Linked DNA regions of Homo sapiens: regions 1 and 2 are each linked to region 3. Evidence: chromatin loops called from intact Hi-C (ENCODE). Cell type or tissue: dorsolateral prefrontal cortex. All regions are shown on one strand. Each heading gives the region's core, and the rest is flanking DNA. Links, peaks and the distances in the headings are about the cores only.

Evidence for each region. A loop is a pair of places that touch in the nucleus more often than their neighbours do. Peaks named below come from ENCODE experiments on the same cell type or tissue, not always from the same donor. Only the 100,000 strongest peaks of a DNase experiment are listed, where the experiment ranks them.
Region 1: it touches region 3 in a loop (2.7-fold over the local background); 51 of 110 quality-filtered maps call a loop at or near these places.
Region 2: it touches region 3 in a loop (4-fold over the local background); 19 of 110 quality-filtered maps call a loop at or near these places.

Annotation. Positions count from the first base shown.
Region 1 is chr2:71,606,082-71,612,265 of GRCh38, reverse strand. It overlaps DYSF (dysferlin), which reads right to left. Exons shown (of 56, transcript NM_001130987.2): 37 at 920-1,021; 38 at 640-801. Among named protein-coding and RNA genes, the nearest start is that of DYSF, 140 kb to the right of the region's middle. In dorsolateral prefrontal cortex, for the core only: CTCF peaks have their summits at 1,945 and 2,147 (motif pointing left); no DNase peak of the experiment used is centred there; H3K27ac peaks cover 1,780 bases.
Region 2 is chr2:71,592,234-71,598,417 of GRCh38, reverse strand. The region is part of intron 32 of DYSF (dysferlin); the gene reads right to left. Among named protein-coding and RNA genes, the nearest start is that of DYSF, 130 kb to the right of the region's middle. RefSeq lists enhancers at 1-397, 3,842-4,341. In dorsolateral prefrontal cortex, for the core only: no CTCF peak of the experiment used is centred there; DNase peaks (open chromatin) are centred at 2,177 and 2,684; H3K4me3 peaks cover 607 bases; H3K27ac peaks cover 4,000 bases.
Region 3 is chr2:72,148,528-72,156,005 of GRCh38, reverse strand. No RefSeq gene overlaps it. Among named protein-coding and RNA genes, the nearest start is that of CYP26B1, 4.4 kb to the right of the region's middle. RefSeq lists a silencer at 4,654-4,829. In dorsolateral prefrontal cortex, for the core only: CTCF peaks have their summits at 5,287 and 5,486 (motif pointing right); DNase peaks (open chromatin) are centred at 5,475, 6,065 and 6,945; H3K4me3 peaks cover 2,274 bases; H3K27me3 peaks cover 1,015 bases.

The DNA.
Region 1 (6,184 bases), core at 433-4,432, 540 kb after region 3:
TTCTTCCCCCCACACACCCCAAAAGCACTTTGAACACAACTTGAAATAATTTATATGCTCTCCTTCAGGGGCGGCTTTGGCTCGGCCAAGAGGAGGCTTCTGTTGACAGCCACTGGGCCTGGAATTTCTACAGCGCTTTCATCTTGCAAACCATTTTCTTTTCCTCAGACCTGCCTTACTCTGGCCACTAGGTCTAGGCATCCCAGGGAGGTGGAGAGGCCTGGAGGGCCTGAGGGCTGTGGGGGTGAGCTCCTTTGAGGGGGCCCAGGCTGGGGGAGGACATGGTCAGAAAAGGTTTGGAGGAATCCTGGAAAGCCAAGCCCTAGCAGGTCCCCAAGGGCGCTCCAGGGGACTGAAACCTGTCCCAGAGGGACAACAGCCAGGGGATGTCTCCTTGGGACTTTCGCTGATCTAGGATTTGGGTATAGGAGGAGCAGGTTGGCCCCGTTTGTCCTACTCAGAGGCCTGAACCCTTCCAGTGAGGAGGGTATGAGCATTTCTCCCCATGTTCACAGGAAAGTGAGGGGTCCTACCCTGGATCCCGCAGGGAATTGGAGCACAAGCCCCAGGCTGCTCGGGGACATGTAGAACTTCTAGCCCCAGGACTCTGGAAGGGGACAGTAGGGAGGTGGGGCTCACCACTTCCATGAAGAGGGTGCAGATGTCAAAGTTGGGGTTCTTCCGGAGGTTCCTGATGACACAGGACTGCACCGTCTGGCCCCCACACTCTACCACGAGGCTGGGGGAGGAGATGTTGGCCAGCTGGTAACTCTTCATGTTCCGCAGGCCCCATGCCAGGATCTAAGCACACAGAATGAGGAGAGTGGCTCAGAAGGCCCCGGGCCCCAGGAAAGGCTGGGGCCAGGAAGGGGAAGGGCAGGCTGCTCCCAGCCCCCACGCCCAGGCCCGGACGGCTCACCTCGATGGCGGTACGCTGGAGCGCTGGCTTGATGTTCTGAGGAACCATGTAGATGTTGGCCTCCCTCTGGGGTGGTGGGTAGGGCAGGTCTGTGTCCTCAGACTGCAGTGGACAGCAGGTAGAATGGAGACAAAGGTGGAAGGAAGACCAAGGCAAAAAGACAAGAGAGAAGGACAGATAGGACAGAAAGAAATGCCAAGTGCAGGGAGAAACAGAGAAGGAAAGACAGAAGTGGACAAACAGGGAGGCAGAAACGAAAAAGCTAAGTCAGTTTCGGCCAGGCATCATCTTCTCCAGGATCACAATTCCAGCACCTTCATCCAGGGTTCAGGTCACCTTGTTCCAACTGAATCCCGTCACCCCTCCTCCCATAATGCAGGCTCTGATGCCCCCTGAGCTGCTCCGGGTCTGCCCCTCCCTGATACGCACACAGCATATGCGTGCACACACTGCCTATTCCATCCTGGCAGATCCACTTCAGCCCCTCTCAGTCCCAGAGAGGACCATGTGCCTGCCCGCCAGCCTGGTTCTCCTGCCTCCTGGCTCAGACCCTTCCGGGTTATCATCTGTCCTGGTATTTCTTCCCCACCCCTAGACACCTTCCAGCCCCAAACCCCCACCTCTCACGCCTGTCCCCTGTGAGGACAGAATACTTGCATTGTGAGCCAGAAAGAGAACAACTGAGCAATGGGAGAAGGGGCTCCCCAGAGCACCAAAGCACACTGCTGGGGAGGGTCTCTCTCCACTACAGAGACGAGCAAGTGTGTGTCAATTCTGGCCTACTAAGAGTTTGCCAGAAAGAGTTGGGCAGGAATCCTCAATGATCACAAAGAACTACATGAGGAAGCAAGGTGGGGCAAGGGAGGCAGGTACTGCCTTAGATAGTTAACCACCAATAACAGCAGTTAGGAACACAGGTGTGAGTCCTAACTCCACTATGTATGACGTTAAATAAATTATTTCACCTCCTATAGCTGAATGTTTTCATCTATAAAATGGTTAGCAAAAGTTGTCAACCTCTAAAGGTTAGGGTGAGGGTTGAGGAAGTTAATACCTGTATAACCTTTAGAGCTTCATGTAAACCTTCAACAGGACTATTAGCCCATGTGGTGTCTTTGTGACAATTAGAGAAAAATGTGCTTAAGACTCTTTACTTCCATGTCAGAAAGTTGTCATATTTTCTGAGTTTATTAGAACAAGACACTTTACTGCCACCTATTGGGAAATTGTTATAATAAATACAAGTATATGGTGTCTGTGCTAGAAATGCAGCCCCTTAGACACAGTGTCCTTGTGCAGTGCCCAACCTGCACATCCATACATGGAGGGCCTGACACTCCGGAAATGTTAACTATAATTAAAAGGACTGTGATAGACACTTTACAGAGCTTGCCTCATGTAATCTCATTTATTAAACAATGAAATCATTGGATTCATTCTCCAAGTGACTTCTGTTGGGTTCCTTCTGCGAGGATGGTACATCCATACAGACGCTCTGCCATAGATGGTGGGAGCAGTCAAAGCAGAGAAAGATATCAGCTTCCCCCCACCTCCATGAATCACTTCACAGCCAACCCAAGCCACACTCCTGTGCAGCGACACCCTGATGACACCATGTTTCCCCCAACCTACAGCAGTTGGAAGCTTAGTCCTAGAATCAGACCTCAACTCTAGTTCCAGCTCTGCCACCTCCTCGCCATTAGGCCTTGGACAGATTACTCAACTTCAGTGACTCAGTATTCTCAGATGAAGATCTGAGATAAGCTGCTCCGAGAATTAAATGAGAGAACACATCTGAAGAGCGCCTGGCACACAGGAGGCGCTTAGTAAATGGCTGTGACTGTAACTATTACTAGAATTGTTGTTAGTACCATTGTTTTTGCCATTGGTGTTGGTGTTGATCTCCCCAGGGTGACTTCAAGAGAGCTGAGCCATTAGAAGCATCTTTCAGAGCAACACTGGCTTTATTACTATCTCTAAGTCACCAGGGCATAAAGCAAAAAAACTTATCATTTTCCTCCAGACCCACAATGCAGGTGACATGATGCAGGAAGCACCTGCATTCCTGACCGTCTGATAAGCAGGGGTGATGGACAGGGCTGCTGCAGTGCACAGCTCCAGGGGCTGCTATGCATGTCACAGTCCACATGAAAGGTGCCCTTGGAGGATGGAGGCAGGGCCTACACAGCTTCTGCAGTGACCTGGCTGCTATGGGGACCCCCAGTTTGATGTCCTCCCTGGGCACTCCAAGGCCACCAGCTGCAGGTGGCAGCACAGCAGGGTGTCCTCTTTAAAGACAGGGTTGCACTTGAATGCCTGCTTGTGGTCTGTTCATGGCCCCTTATGGCTATGCCCAACCCAATATGGACCCAGAGCCAAAAACCCAAGACAAAGAGGGGCCAAAAAAAAAAACCATCAGGGAGGGAACAGCCCCAGGATCCCCTGAGTGGAGTGGCAGAAAGACCAATCTTTCTCATACACTTGTTCTCTTAAAATCACTAAGGAAAACTCATGAATACATTCCTCCCAGAATATTTCCTCTCTAGGCCCCCAAACGCTGGGCAGTATCCACTTTATCCCTCATTTCCTCGGTCTGTCCCTCGGGGCTCCCTCGAGCTCCGTGGTGATGACATTCCTCTCTAAAGGCTGGGGACCAGGCTCCGCATCTTCAGGAGCCTGCTTGCTGAGGACAGGGGAACAAGAACCTGGAGAAGGTTAAGCTCCAATACCGTTTGGAGAAGGCCCTGGAGGAAGAAGGCAGGAGCACACAGCTGCGGAGCGTCGGGCCCAGCGGAGGCAGAAGGAAGAGACAGGCAGAGACAGTGGTTAGAGGTGTGTCCAGGCAGCTTCCTCAGCATGAGGCCACAGCATGCATCCCAAGGCCATCTCTGTCCACCGTGCTGTCCCCAGGGGTCCCAGGACATGCTTCTTCCCTGCCATTTCCTGCCACCTCCCAGGGTTGCCTGCCTCTGTGGCTCCCCCTCTGACCATGCGTCCAAATGCTCCTCCCCAATTTTTCACACTATCTCCTGGATCTGCTCCTTCCCAATTTAAAGACATCCCCATCTCCCAAATCCACCCGCGCCCTCCTCTCTGCAGGCTCCCTCCTCTCCTCTCTCTAATCCTGTCTCCATCCACTACCTCTCCTCCCTCATGTCCACACCACCTGCTTCCCAGTGCACCCTGCTTCTGCCCTCAGCACCCCTCCCCGGAAATTTGTCTCCAGAGTCCCCTACCCGAAGGACACTCGTGGGCTCTTCTCTCTCTCACCCCCTCAGCAGCATCTGGCCAGCTAACCTCATCTCCTTCCCAAACAGTCTCTCTGGATCCACACTGCTGGCCCTCACCCTGTTTGCTGAGCCTCCTCTGCAGCCTTCCCATCTTCCTCCACCAAGCCCTGATCTGCTCCTTAGCCCTCTCCTAGACTTTCTGCTCCCAAACATCTCTGCTAAGCCCCAATATCTTACTGCTTAGTTCATTAATGTGTCCTACTGGCCTCTCACACTGAACTTGTCCAAAACTGGATTCTTCATCTTCCCCCTCAGAACCTGCTCTCTTCAAGTCTGACCCCACCATCTAGACAACCAAGCCAAAAGCTCCCACGCCACCCTTGGCTCCTCCTGCCCCTCATCGCCCTGCCTGACTGATCACCAAACACTGGTAATCCTGTCTCCTGAACATCTCTCACGCCCGCCCACCCATCTCCTTTGCTCAGTGCAAGCCACTACCCTCTCTTGCCTGGATTCACCAGCATCCCCCTTTCACTTGGTTTTGACACCCTCTCCCAACAGCCCACGCGTTCTACAATCTGCAGCCAAGGCAGGCTTTCTAATAATGTCACTCTTTGTTTCAAGTCCTCCAATGTCTTCCCATCTGCTCAGGATGAAGTGCAGACTCTTCAAAGTAGCCTCCACAAGACCTCTAATCTTCCAGCTCCTGCTGCCTTCTCTGGGCATGTCTCTCATGAGATAAATTTCCCCTTGATGACCCCAAGTAGTGATGAACCACCTCCTGGGACACACGCAACCCCTGCCCTTCTGAATGCTAGCAGGTTGCAGGAGGCACCATGCTCTTTTAGCTTTGAGGCTTGGAGCTCAGTGGTCCCTCTGTCTGAAATGCACTTCTACCCCTACTCCTCCTGTACTTCCTATTCAGACAGCAGGTGTCCATTTAAATCTTTCCTGGTGCCCCAAGCTTAAGTACCCCCGTAGCTCCCATAGCAACTTACACTTATTCCCATAGAAAGACACATCAATCCATCACCCATGCTATCTCCACGTGTTCATTTGATTGTGTCCTTGGTTAAACCAGCAATTCTGTACACAGGGACCATAGCTGAATTCCCCCGTCCAACAAATAAATGATTATGAATGGATAACTGAAGGGGAAGAGGGAGGGTGAAGACAGAAGAGTGGGTGGATGGGAGGATAAAGGAATGAATCCAACACGCACTGTCCTCCTTCCTAGCACCCGTGCCTGCTCTAGCCTGACCCTGGGTCCTCCCCAGGCCTGCTCATTACTCCCTCTGGTTCAATGGGCTTTCTTTACTGCCAACTGAATCTAACCCATTTTTAGGGCCTAATTCAAGGTCTCTAGAAAATCTCCCCAAGACGCTCCAGAAACGTCTTATAACCTGACTCTGACTCTCTTAACCCCGTCTACATGACCCTTTCCCCACATACCCCATTCCTATGGTCCTAAGGGATCTCTGATCATCTCCCAGGCAGGAGTCCTGAGGTCTCTGCCAGCTCTTGAGCCTGGTTTTCAACTTTTTTTCTGGTCCAGCCCACTTGAGGGGCACAGCACCCCCTCTCCAGGACAGTAATTCTCAGTGAGGGTGCTGCGACCCTCACTGCAACTGGGAAGCCTCTCAGCACTGCTGGGCAGATGGGGTGTAGACTGAAAGTGCCACCAGAACATCCTGATTCACTGTCCTAGGGTTGATGGAGGACTCTGATAAGCCTAATCAGAGGAAGCCACATTTGACCAGCTCCCGTCTTGCTCCCTTCAAATGCAGGGCAGACCAGGGGCGGCTGCAGAGATGGGTTCTACAGGTGTGCAGAGTGTTGATCAAGCCAGCCCAGACCAAGAAGACCCCAAGAACAAGTGAAGCTCTCTCCCCTACCAGAGCTGAAGCCATCCTCAAGCCCACTTCAGTCTATCAGTCCCGCTGGCCAGTTTACCACGAAGAACCAAGGCCCTGAGCCATGAAAGGGGCACCCCCAGCCCAGTCTAGGGGCCACCATGTTAGACAGGAGTCGCTCC
Region 2 (6,184 bases), core at 433-4,432, 550 kb after region 3:
CCCTATGGGGCTCTCCTAGCCCCACCATGAGGCCAGCTGGAGGCCACGGTGGGGACATGGAGCCTGGGTCCTGGCAAATGGGCACAAGATCCAGAGAGCATCCCCTTTTCTGCCGCTTCCTGAGCTGTGGCTGCTGGAAGCAGGGTCCAGCTGGGGGAAGTGAGTGCCTGTATGGTATATTCATCTATTCATTCATTCATCCAGCAAGCATGTATTGAGTGCCTTCTTTATGCCAGGCTAGGTGCTAGGTGCTAGGGGCTGAGAATACAATTTGAACTAAATATAAAATATCCACACAAGCTAACGTAAAATTACAATTTGGGTCAGAGCCTTGAAGAATAGACATAAAATGCAGTGAAATGTGTTAGGGAGGGATCTGGCTTCCTTGAGGAAGGGGAAGCAGAGCAGAGCTGCTGGTGTCTGTGAGCTCTGGGATGCCACCAGACTGACGTGGCTAGGTCTGCGTTTCAGCAAGCTCACTCTGGCTGCCACATGGAGAACAGACTGGAGGGAGCATGAGGTCTAGGGAGACCAGTTCTGAGGTCACTGCAGTGGTCCAGGGAGGAATAATGGTGGCTTAGATGGGTGTGGGGTGCTAAAGGGAAGTGCACAGACTCAGCAGCTATTTAGCAGTAGGGGTGTGCGAGAAACCCAAAGGCCCCTGCAGCTCCCTGCTACCCCCAAACTCCTTTCCAGCCTGCCAGCCTTGGCCACGCCACCCTGGGACCCAGCCACAACTCATTCCCTCTACCTTGTCCCAAAGGCAAGTTGGTGTCACTAGAGCAGACTCTAGGGCAGTGGTTCTGAAAATGTGAGCATGCTGCAGGATCATCTGGAAGGTTCATTCAGGCTGCTGGGTGCTGCCCCCAGAGACTCGGATTCAGCAGGGCCGGGGTGGGCTGGAGAATGTGCATTTCTAACAAGTTCCTAAAAGTGATGCTCATGCTGCCTTCTGGGACCACATTTTGGAAACCAATGCAGGAGAGGGTCTGAGTGCATATAACTTGGGAGAGGAACACAGGGCTTGGAGAAGGGGACTCCCTTCAGCTTCTCCTAATGGGATGTCACCTTGAGGGCTGAACCCAGTGCCTAACCATGCACTCAATACCCTTGGCACCCTACTCCATCCTGCAATGGCCTGTGCCCTCTGAGCCCCACAGTCCAGCCCTAGCACTGCCATTCACTCCCCTTGTGACCTCAAGAGGGCCTCAGTGGCCTCAGAGGTAATGGCCTCTGTGTCGCTGGCCTCAGAAGGATGCAGGTTCAAACACAACCCAGGGGCTGGGATGGGGAGACAGGGCTTCCGCACAAAGGGGAGAAGAGCAAGACAGGCTCCCTGGCCACAAGAAGACCAAATGGGACACCATGGCCACTGCACAGGTGGCAGAGAAAGGGGCTGGCAAGGAGTGACCAGGAAAGAGGTGGGAAGGTTGGGGTGGGCAATGGCAGGAAACCCATCAAGGGATGGAGAGAGCAGGATCCAAGGTTGTACCTGTTGCCCAAAGAGCTGATTTTAAGAGCAGGAGGTATCTAAGTTAAGGGGCGGACTCAGCCATGGCCACCCACTGGCTGAGCAATGCTGGGTCTGGTTAATAGAAGGCAGCCACCAGCCTGGGATCAGCCTGACAGCCATCAGGCACAAATCATGGAGGACTTCCTGCAGGAAAATGGTTTTGAGCCTGATTCTGTGGAACAGAAGAGGGCAATGGGAGGCCCTTGGCAGGGGAAGGAGCCAGAGAGAACTGCCCACCCCTACCTGGTGGGAGCCTCTCTGGCATGGGGCTCTCCTTTCCATGCACTGGACCTGGCAGGGCCGGCCCTGAGCCCTTTCCGTCCTGCCCCTGGCAGGGCCCAGAGGCATCTGTGCATTTAATGAAACCGTCTGGCTGTGATACCATCAGCTCCAAGCTCGGCAGAGAACCTCTCCAGGTTCCAGTAAGGAAAGGAGGGCGCATTCCGATAAATAAAACCATATTAGAGAGCCAGCGAAAAAGCCCCTTTTGTTCCCGCCCCGCCCCGTGCTTCCCTACGCTTTATTTTTATAAGCATGCGGGCCCCAGACCGACCGCGTTTACACAAAGATCACAATTGCACATTGTAGCGGCTGTGCACGCTGTATTGGTGTTGGCAGCACCCCCCACGCTGGCCCCCGAGCAGGCTGACTCCTTCCAGCAGCCCCATCAGCCCAGGCAATGAGCTCAGCGCTGGGGGGAGAACGGGGAGGGGGTGGCTTTCAAACAAAAATCACCCAGACCTACACACGTGCCCCACCCGCCCATGGGAGGAAAAAACACACAACAAAGGCATTGTAAAGAGCAGGCCTGGAGGCCTGGGGCCTCAGACACTGGGCTACTGTGTGCAGGGGCCTGGCCTCTCCCTGCACGGGACCCCACTCCTCAAAAAAAAAAAAAAAAAGGAAAAAGGGGAGTAGGGGTGTTGCTAGAGCAAGGTGGTCAGATGAAGGACAGCCAGACACACTCACAGACAAATCCCTCTTCCAGGAAAGCTAAGAGGAGGGAGAGGCAGATTCCCAAAAAGCGGTGGAGGGGAAGGTGAGGGGCTGGGTTTTGCGTGTGCATCACAGCATAGGGCTCTCCCCAGGGCCACACCCACAAGCCATATGCAGCGCACATCGTGCCCTAGCTGAGGCAAGCACTTTGGATTGCAGCTCTGAGGACCACGGCTGCCCCAGGGAGGATCCAGCCATGAGCACACAAGGATTCTACCTCACTGCATCACCACAAGGGAGTCAGGGACCTATCACCAGGCCTCAGGCAGACGATTCCTTAGCTGGATCCAGAGCCCTGCACCAGGCTGTTCGGGCTGAGCCCTGCTGCTCCAACCTTCCTGGAGCTCCGGGGAGGACCTTCTGCGTTCACAATACACTAAGCTTTCCTCCTCGGCCTTCCCACCAACCACTCAGACCACCAGGGTCGGGGACAGAGTGGGAAGTATCACCCCAGTTTTCCTAAAAGGGAGCTTTCCCCAGGAAGACCAAGTCGCTCGGCCATGATCGTATGTACTAGACCCCCTGACTCCTAGTCCAGTGCTCCTTCCACCATGCCACCTCATAGGAAAGGGCCCTTCAGAGAGGGTGGGATCGCCTGCCAATAATCAAGGCAACGCAAATTAAAACTAGACTCCAGCAATATTTTTCCTATAAAATTAAGAAAAATTGTTCAAAATTATAAAAAGCCAGTATGGGCAAAGAGTTGATGAAATAGGTACTCTCCTTTATTGCTGGAAGCAATTCAGCAACCCTTCAGAAAAGCAATTGGGCACTATGCCCTGAAAAACATAAAACCATTTATACCCTTTTCCCATATTCCTGGGAGTCATCCAGATTCACCAAAAAGCTAGATGTATGTACAAAGACGTTCACTCTTGCGTTATTTGTATGCATCATTCACTATACAATTATTGATTGGCTATCCTGTGGGAGGTTAGCACAGTGCTAGGAATAGGAAGATGAATGAGACATAATCCAGGCTCTTAAGAGTGTGACTACTGGTTGGAAATTGTAACCTAAACAGGTATAATACAAGGTGATGTGCTACTTAATAGTGGAGTATACAGGGGCAGGGGTGAGGAGCACCTGATGTCGCCTGCTGGCACCAAGTCAGGCTTCCCAAAGCAGGCCTCAAGGATGAGGAGGTAGGCCGTGCAGACCAAGGAAAAGGGGGCATTCCAGGCGCAAGCATGGCAAGGGTAAACACACCAAAGACTTTAGGCACTTGGGGATCAGCAAGCCATTGGTCTGGCTGAGGGGATGAAGGGAGCACCAGGGCAGTGGGGACAGTGGAGGCAGGAGGGGAGGAGGGGCAGATCACAAATGGTCCTGGATTCCTGCTGAGCAATTTGGACGGAATCCTGTAGATCAGTGTTTCCCAAAATGTGTTCTTTGAGTGGTGGGTTTTCTGGGGAGCTAATGAGTGCTTAAACAGATTAAACAGGCTCCCTCCCTGCAGCCGCCTCAGAGCCTCTCATATGCCACTGTGCATTGTAAATCCCGAAGCGTGCAGTGTTTCCCAGTCTCTCTTACTCAGGAACCCTTTTTAAGTGGAGCATTTCACAAGCCTCCAATGCACTTTGGAAAACACCTCCTTAAGCTCGTCTGGTGGATTGCCCCAGCCAGAGCCAACCTTAACAAAAAGCTGTGCTTAAAAAGGGGTTGGGAAGGAAGACTGGAGTTCAGACTTGGGAAACCCAAAAGCAAGAAATCCCCAGCACCACCCAGGACTGAGTCTGAATCTGAGGGAAACTAAGGCACCGGTCATCAAGACGTGGCCCCAGCTGTGGGCAGCTCCGGCTCATCAAACCTCACTGCAGCCTGGTCTGGCAGGACCATCCCATAGGATCACCTACCTGGCCCACCACTGTGACCTTACCTGGAGCTGTAAGGCCAGCAAAGAGGGCACAGGACCTTCTACTTTCTTGAGAGGTACTCACCCCTGTAAATTAATAAATGACGTGGCATCTGGTCTATCAGCCATCTCTCATTGGCTCAGTTAGCCAAGTTGGACCGCCTGAGCCCAGTGACCTGGGAGGGCCTCAAAGAGGGATTTCTGGGCCCCTCCTAAGCTGAGGGTCATCCCTTGGAATGGAACGTGGTGACCTCATGATAGAGCTGCCTGAGGGTCCTCCATCTGGGCGGGCAGCTCTACAAGCAGAGCTTATGATCCCTCCAACCACAACAGCAGTTCTTAGCTGGCAGAGGGGGCCAAATTGACACCTTCTTCCCTGGTTCCCTGTGAGAAACACCAATCTACAATGAAGAGTAACTCAGCTCAGGCTACCGTTCAGGGAAGCAATGCTACCCACTCCACACCAAAGGGGTGGGCAGGACGGAGCTAGGTGTGGTGTTGGTGACGTGTTCTAAGTCCTCTCAAGTCATAGCCTTTCATTTCAAAGCAAACCCAGTACATACAACAGATGTTCACAAAGCAGTGGGAACCCCACCCCAACAACAAAAAGAAGTCATTGAACTGGCCGGGCACAGTGGCTCACGCCTGTAATCCCAGCACTCCGGGAGGCCAAGGCGGGTGAATCGCCTGAGGTCAGGAGTTCAAGACCAGCCTGGCCAACAAGGGGAAATCTCATCTCTACTAATACAAAAAATTAGCTGGGCATGGTGGTGGGTGCCTGTAATCCTAGCTACTTGGGAGGCTGAGGCTGGAGAATCACTTGAACCTGGGAGGCGGAGGTTGCAGTGAGCCAAGATAGCGCCATTGCACTCCAGCCTAGGCAACAAGAGCGAAACTCTGTCTCAAAAAAAAAAAAAAAAAAAAAAAAGAAGTCACTGAATTAAGTATCACTTTATGTTTTTTATGACTAATTGCTGCACAGGGCACACACATTAATAAACACACAAGCACATACCACAGATGCCCTTCCACTGGTCCAGAGAATTGATATCCCAGCCATACACTCAAACCCCACCTAAGGTGCAACCCTCAGGCCGTCTGGATGGCAATATCTCTAGGACAGCCTCCCTCTCCCAAGTTCAATATTATTCAACAAGTGTTTTCTGGGCAACCCCTGCCTATCTCCTCAAATATTCGACCAGGGAGAAGGAGCAGCCATGGCCCCAATGTCCGGGCAGCCCCGAGACCCACCATATAGAGAGAAGCAAAGAGCACAGCAGAGGGCTGTAGGAGCCCCCGGGGAAAGGCCCAGAGAGCCACAGGTCAGAGGCACTGGGAGAGTGGTTCAAGGAGGGCCCTCTCTGCCCCAGACACCCGGCAGGCAGCTGGAAGCTGCACCAGTGACAGACACTGTGCCAGGCCCTCCCCTGGCCCCAGACATTCCGGATTCACACATGAGTTTCCTCAGAGAAATGCCAGCCGGTGGCCATGCACAGCCTCCGGCCGCCAGCCGCCCCAGGGTCAGTTCCAGGGGAGAAATTGCTTTGGTTTAGGGTTTGGGAGTGAAAATAAACACTCTGGGTTTTATAGGTTCACCCATGTTGGCTGCTGTTTTCCTTTCCAGCAGCTGCTCAATCGGGCCTTTCATTCAGAAGCCAGTGGCCTCTGAGGAAGCCCTGGGCAGTGCCCTCAAAGCTCAAGGGATGTTTATTTGGGGGAGGGGGTGGGGCCAGGATGGAAAGTGTGACGTCTCCGCAGACCAGTGCCACTGCCCTACCAATGCCGTCTCCAGAGGGGAGCATAGGCTCCCAGTGCTGGGC
Region 3 (7,478 bases), core at 3,420-7,419:
CCAGCCGCCACACCAGTGTCTGGAGAAGAAACTAGCTAAAGCTCCAGCAGCAGGGCCCCTGTGAGCTTGGAGCTGGGCTGTAGGCATGAGAAGAAAGGTAGATATTCAGGCAGGCCACCACCCAGCCTCTCTGCTCTGCCTCTCCATCTCCTGAGAGGCGGTGGGCAGGAGTCTCAGCCTCAGGCGAGAGGAAGTGATTTGGTAGCATTTTGGACTTGGGAATGGAGAGCTCTGCCAACTAGATTCTCAGGTTGACTCTGCTCTCTGAGGTCTCTGGGCGAGGCTCCTGGTTAGTTGGCTGGTCTGCCTGTGGTGGGCTTATGAACAAAAGCCAGCTGGGAACAGCAGGCAGGGTGGACTTGCTTCAGGTATCGTCTCCAAGCTCTAGATAAGGGGATATTTTTCCTCTTAGCCTTCTGCACCTGAGGCTGGTCACTTAGGTTGTTGGCTTCCCTTCTGCTCCCAAAGAATGCGAACCTCTGAGATAAACAGTCCAGGGCCCCTGTGTGCTCTGCTTCCAGGCCAAACCTGCCCCCAGAGTCCATTCTTCTCCATCTAGCAACCCTCGGAGTTCAAGTGCAGGACAGAACTTTGAATGGCAGGGAGAAGCCCACCCCATTCCTGTCCCAACTGTACCCCTAAGGAGAAGCTGGCTGGACAGACTGAAGTGAGCAGTATGGAGGGCACTGGATCTTGGTAAGTGACCTCTCAGAGGAGGCTTCCCTGGCATGGGAGGCTGGAAAGAGAACCTGGGGGCCCTGCGGGAGGAGGCTGTGCCCCAGCTTGTCTGATTCAGCCTGTGCCAAAATGAACAGTGTTCCTTTTAAAAATCAACAATCTTGCAATTTCTGGGATCTGTGAGATGTTTGTAGCTTGGGTGGAGGGTGGGGGGAAGCAGTTTTTAACACCAAGCAACATGAAGACAAATTCACTGAAAGCCACCCAACCACACCCCCCTCTTTTCATATCCGTGTTTTACCTTCGACAAAAGCTCTGGGTTCTCTGTCATGCCTCTTTTTTCTTCCTGGATCCCAATTGTCAAGCCTTCAAGAAAATGCACTTCAGTCCTTTGTCACTGAGTGTAATTTGATAAACTGAGCAGAAACACACTGCTCTCCCCATCCTTTCAAAAACTGTTACTGCCAGAGAAAGAGGATGAGGGAATGAGATCTGAGGTCTTTGAATGGACGTTTAAGCACGAGCACATGCCCACTCACACACACACACACACTCACACACACACACACACACACAGTCTCGTACACATACCAGGACATACAGTTGCCTTGGTGGGAGGAGGTTGAATCCCAGATTCTTGTGTGTGGGGCCCTGGCCCTGGGGTCCTGGGACGAATGCCCTCCCAGCTCCTAGAGACTCCCCTAGTTGCAGGCCCTCGTTGCAACCGCCCAGTAGGCGGTGCCAGGGCAGGTTTCAGGCTATAAAGGGCTCTTGGCTCCCCGGGCCTGAGGGAACGCCATCACTGCAGCAGTGTCGCTGCCAGCCACAGCCAGCTTGGGGCACTGCCGGTGTCCCATTGCCACCGAGCAGGCTACTCTTTTCCAGGCCGTGCTGATTTGGACACAGCTGTCAGCTGCGTTCTTCGCACCTACCCGTCCTCTCCATTGGCAAGTCCTTTTTTGGATTGCTTTCACTGGGGTTGGGTGTGGGGTGGGAGGAAAAGGACTGAGTTTGGGGCTTTGACAGGGGATGATGGGGGTATTTCCACTTCTTTTTGAAAATTCCTTTTGAGGCAAGTCTCTGAAGCTGAGATTTCTGAGATGAGGTATGACGTGAGGCTTGTTTCATATTCAGGCAAAGGGGAAAGAAGCAAAGTTCTTTCCCAAAGGCCACCGCCTTCGTAGAAGGCTGCAGAGGAGTGGGTGAGGGGCTCCCTCCTCACTGTTCCTCTCTGAGGGGCTGGGAGTGAGGGGCCAGGCTGTGCCTGCATCTGGCTCTGCCAGGTAGAGATGCCTGGATAGTGGTTGTTATCTAAAACAAAACGAAATCAAAATCCGAAGATACCTGGGGGTGGGGTGGGAGCAAGTGGCACTAAGGAACAAAGAAGGAGAAGAAGCCAGCCTTTAGGAAATAAACACACAGAGCCCAGAACCCAGCTCTGTTTCAGCAACACTGAAACAGCAGGATGGCCTCTCCAAGGCGCGGGTGGGCTGGGTGGGTTTCTGGCAGGCGGTGGTTTTCGGGGGTCAGTGAATTCTCTACACAGCCTCAGAGCCCCTGAAGCTGCAAGGGGTGGGGGGAGGAGAAGAGTTTAGCCCCTAAAGGCAGAATTCCTGGTACCGCGGTGATTTCCAAGCTGAGCTGGGTTGAGTGCCACCATACACCCCTATCCCCACCCAGCCTGGACAGCAGGGATCCCAGCCCCTGTCAGAACAGCCAGGGCACAGGCAGGGAGCGCCCTCTAAGCTGCCCTTGAGGACTGGGCACTGGATGGGGGCTGCCGATCTTGTGGCGCCGGCTCTGGAGGGAGGGCACGAAGTGGGGGAAGGGTAGGCACCTGGGCCTCGGGATGAATATCTGGGGCCACAAGCTGGGTTCCAGGGGAAAGCGGCATCCCTGACCCACCGGAGTCACAGTTTCTGCTCTGGCTCTGGAGAAGGGTCTGGGCAGGACCTGCCGCCCCAGGTCCCTCTCCTCCATAGCTCCTCAGAAATGTCGTTTCCCCATGGGACTTGGTATCTTGCAGGCAAAGGGCCCCGCCACTGTCAGGCAGTGTACCAAGAAGACTTAGAACAGAAGGGAGCCAGCCCGAGGCCCTGGGAAGAATGAGAAGGAGCCGAGAGCTGAGTTTTCCAAGGACTCCTTCATGCCAGCAAGGCAGGACAGGACTAAGAGCAAAGAGCTCCCTGAGGCGAAATCCTGGGCTTTGTCCCTCAGGCTAGACAGCCCAAGGTGCAGGCCAGAGGCTGGGAGGGCTTTCGCAAACTCTTCTGGTCCCTGAACACACGGCTCTGCCTCCTGCTCACTGCCTCCTGGTCTCTTTGCTCTCTGGACTCCCTGGCCAGTAGGGCCAAGTGGTCGTCTTGATCCTGGACATTTTCCCCCTTTCTGTTTGGCTCCGGGTGGAAGGATTAGAAATAATTTTAGGGGAAAAAAAGCAAATTAGCATCAATTGAAAAAATTCAAGGCCAAAACTATACAAAATTGAGTGTAAAATTGACAGCTCCTTCTGTTGTCGGCTTTAGTTGTCAGAAGCATGGACATTAAACAAAGAGAAAGCTGCCGAATGGACAGGATCTCATGGCTCCTGGAGATGTGTGCTTGTGTGGTGGGAGGGGAAACAGGACAATACAGTGTGTGTGTGTGTGTGTGTGTGTGTGTGTGTGTGTGTGTGTGTGTGTATGTGTGGCGGGAGTGGGCATTGAGGGACTCTGGCCCTCTGTTTTCTCATCAATGCAAAATGTAACAAGTAAATCTAATATCTAAAAATAGTATTATCTCACTATTTTATCTCACTGAAATATAATAGCTGTGGAAGAGAATTACTGGCTACACAGGACTGCACGCATGTAAGGGACTTGTAAGGGGTAATGCCTTCATTCTCCTGGGTGTAGCAAGTCCAGGGCAGACAGTACCGCTGTGTAGCTTTGTGTCTTTGTGAGCAGCAGGACTTTAGGCAGACCTGCCCCTGTATGCAGTGTTTTCTGAGCTAGGGAAGTGGGTGCAGAGGCTGTGCTTGCCCATTGCCTGCATATTCCGAGTGCCTGAGGCCTACCTTCTGTATTTCCCAGGCCCTTTCTGCCAAAGACTGCAAATGTCACCAGGCAGAGCTCCACTTGAACCAGCATCTCCTTACTCATGTCCCAGGCTGCTCTGACTGATTTCAAAGTGCCAGAAAGGCTACAGGGTCGTGTGACGCAGGCCCTGAACTGCAGCACTGCAGGCAATAGCTGAAGCCTGGGGGTATGCTCTGGGCCTATGGGAAAGAGTTGTCTCTGTGTGTGTGTGTGTGTGTGTGTGTGTGTGTGTGTGTGTGTGTGTGGTGGGGCGTGGCAGTCTGGGAGTTCCTACAACCAGCCCGGAGGGAGAGGGATGACCACTAGGCAACAGGCTTATCATCCCAAGGCTAGAATGAGGCAAATATTCCCTCCTAGAACACACTTGTGCTCCCAAGTGCCTCAGGGGTTGAGCTGTGCCGCAGCTTTGGGGCAGTCTACAAGGGGCCAGTCATACTTTTGTAGCCAAAGTGATACTTGGTAGTACTGGGATTCAGTCTGGACTTTGAGACAGGGTCAATCTTTGACCAGGATTAAGGATCATTCTGGGATTAGACTCAGAGGTCTGTTTTAGGTCAGGGTTACAGGCTAGACTGAGGTTTGGAGCAGGGCTCTGTCTGGGATCAGAGTCAGAAGTCTATCTGAGGTTAATGAAAGAAAGTCCTCTGATGGAATCTGACTGGCAAAGACAGTTGCCGAGCTTTCTCTGTCCTAGCCACCCTCTTCACAAGCCTGTCCATGGCCTCAGCACCCCCACTCTCCACAGCACCTCCAGGAAGTCTTAGAGTGGAGTACCATGCTCTCCTTTTCATCTTTCCGAAGTACTTTTTGAGATTTGAGCAGAGAGGCGGTTCTAATTAGGAAATCCAGCAACTATTGCTGTGGGGCTGTGACATCCCTGCAGACTTTCCCCAGGATCCCACTTGGCACAGGGTGTAAGGACTCAGAATTTCTCCTCCACAACCCTCCCAACTCCTCCTCTATACCTGAACAGGAAAAGAGGCTGAGCAGTGGAGGACAAAAGGGCACAAAGCCACCCCCACCCAGGAGTGAGGGGATGGGAGGAAGGCAATTGGCGTGTTGGGGGACTTCTGGGGCTGTGATCCCCACACGGCAGACACCTCCTGTGGTCTCTTGGGTTGGTGGCTGGAAGGTGGGTGTTTTGTGACTGTGACAATGATCCTTTGTGTGTGTGTGTGTGCTCAGTATCAGCCTGTACATCTATCTGCATCTCTATAAAGCTGTGTGCATGTCTGTCCTTTAGGAGATGGAGATTTCCACAGGTGAGTTTTCCTGGGTTACCTTGCCCATTTCACCACCTTGTGGCCAGTGCTGTGTCTGGGGGTCAGGCTAGATTCTTAGAGCTCTTCAAGCCAGCAAGACCTTAACAATCTCCCCCAACCCCATTTTATGTTAGCCTCATCCTCAGATAGGGTGTGGGGTGGCTCTGGCACTTTGACGTGCCCTGTTCAGATGTGACTGTTTTGTGAAACCACCCTGCTTCGAGGGTGCTTCCTAGCCCCCTGTTTCAGGACCACAGTGATCCTGACAGGGCCTTCGTAAGTGTCCGGCCCCAAGCATCCTGGGGTGGACGTCTGAGGTCACTGACACAGGAGCGGGGTGCTTTGGGAGCCTACAACCCGGCCCTTTGGAGCTGATCTCCCACTATGAAGGGCGAGTGCGGAAAGGGAGCAGAGGGAATTGTTTCCCCGAATCTGTAGTACTATAACTGCCCACCAGGTGGGGTTCCAGGGCAGAGAGTGAAGCCGAGGTGACCCAGCGCTAGGAGCTAGACCAGCGTTTAGATCTCCTGCCACACCAGCCTCGGAAGCGCTCACACAGGGAGGGACAACACATCTGTGCGCACCTTAGACGCTCACACACATTCTCGTCTCGTGAACTCTAAAGCAGAACTCGTACTGGGTGCAGGCAAGGTGTTAAAAGCGGAGTCTAGTATCGTTGACACACACACTACTCTAAACTAAAGATGGGATATCGACTCTGGCTCCGGGAGTGTGAGAGTGAACGCCAGAGCCAAGGGGGGCTGAGGGAAGCAGGATGCACGGGAGAGAGAGGGGCAGACATTAGCTAGACCAATGTCGGGGTTGCTGTACGCAGCTCCATGTTAACACAGGCTCGCAGGAGGAGAGGCCAGATGACAGATGCACGGATGCGCAGACACACTCATGGCTCTACAAAGAATACACAAACCCACAGACATACCACGTCGCTCCTCAGACGTCGGGCCGACGCAAGGCCACGCGCGCGAACACACAGGTGCGGCCCCGGGCCACACGCACACCGTACACAGGCACGCGCGCCGGGCCCTCTGCTGCCAGCGCTGAGAAGGTGGCCGTGCTCACCCAGCATGTTTATTTACTCATTTGTATCAATGAACGTTTGTGCCCGTCTTCTCCCGCCTCTGGGTACCGGGGCCGCCGCGTTTGTCCCCGCGCAGGACACTTGCCGGACCAGTATCGGGGTTCCCCGACGCTGCGGGCGGTGGAGGGGGACTACAAAAGCAGGGGAGGGGGGTCCCAATGTGCAGGAAAGGAGGGGCTGCAGAGTCAGCAGCCTGGGACGCTGACGGGGACAGGAGAACCTCCAGGTTCCGTAGGGTAAGAGACATATGGCGGGGGCGGACCTTAGCATCGGAGGTGTGAGGATATAGGGATCGGGAATGGGGGATCTGGCTTAGGGGGATTGGGACTGGTAACTCAGGGGTCCCTGGAGATAAGAGCCAGCGGGATCCCGGGGGTTGGAAGCTCGGGACCCTAAGGCACAGTTTCGAGGGCTTTGGGCGCCTGCCAGTCGAGGGGGCAGTCCGGCCAGGACCTCCGCTGCCGGGGCTTCGGCCCAGGAGGGACTGCTCGGAGCTGGAGGAGGGGACCGCTGACCTGGGAAGGAGGAAAAGAGGAAGGGAAGGAGCCTAGAAGCCAAGCAGGCACTAAGCGAGTGCGCACCGTGTGTGCGGAGGTGTGTGTGTTGTGTGTGTGCGCGTGTGTGTTGTGTGTGTGTGCGCGTAGGTGCGCGCGCGTGTGTCTCATCTCGTCCGTCTGTAGGCGCTGGGCTCAGCGAGACGCCGGCGAGAAAGAAGAGGAGGCGAGAGGTGAACTGAGTTTGATCCTGCGGCGGCTACAAGTGGGTCCCGGGCGGGCTGCGGGCGGCGGGCGGCGGGCGGCCGGGGCGGGGCGGGAGGCCGGGCTGCGCTCTCCAGCTCCGGCCGCGGGCCCGGCCTCTCACCACGCCTCCGGCTTTGTGAGCGCGCGGGTTGGGGCGGGGGGGTGCTGGCGGGGCGCCCACGGCGCAGCCTCCCGCCTCTATATAAACACACGCATCGCCTCGCTTTGGACTCAAATTCACATTGAGAGAAGCTTTTAAAACCACCAGCCCTGAAATCCTGCCTCCTGCTTTTCCCCCTCTTTCATTCCTTTTGCCTTCCTTTCTTTTTTCCCCATTTCTTCCCCCAGCAGCAACTCCAGAGCCGAGAGACCGCGTCCCGGGACGGACTGCCTTTTCTTAATTGATACAATAGCCCAGCTCGGGTTTTCCACCTCCTCCCCCAACCCCACCCCGCCTCACCCCTCCCGCCCGCTGCCGCCGCCGCCGCCGCCGCCGCCGCCGCCGCCGCCCCATCGCCCGCCCGGGGCTCTGTCGCCGGCTGCGTCCCGTCCCGGCCGCGGCCCGCCGGCTCCGCACCCGCGCTCGGGCCGCAGCGCCCGCCTCGCCGCCTCGCCCGCCGCT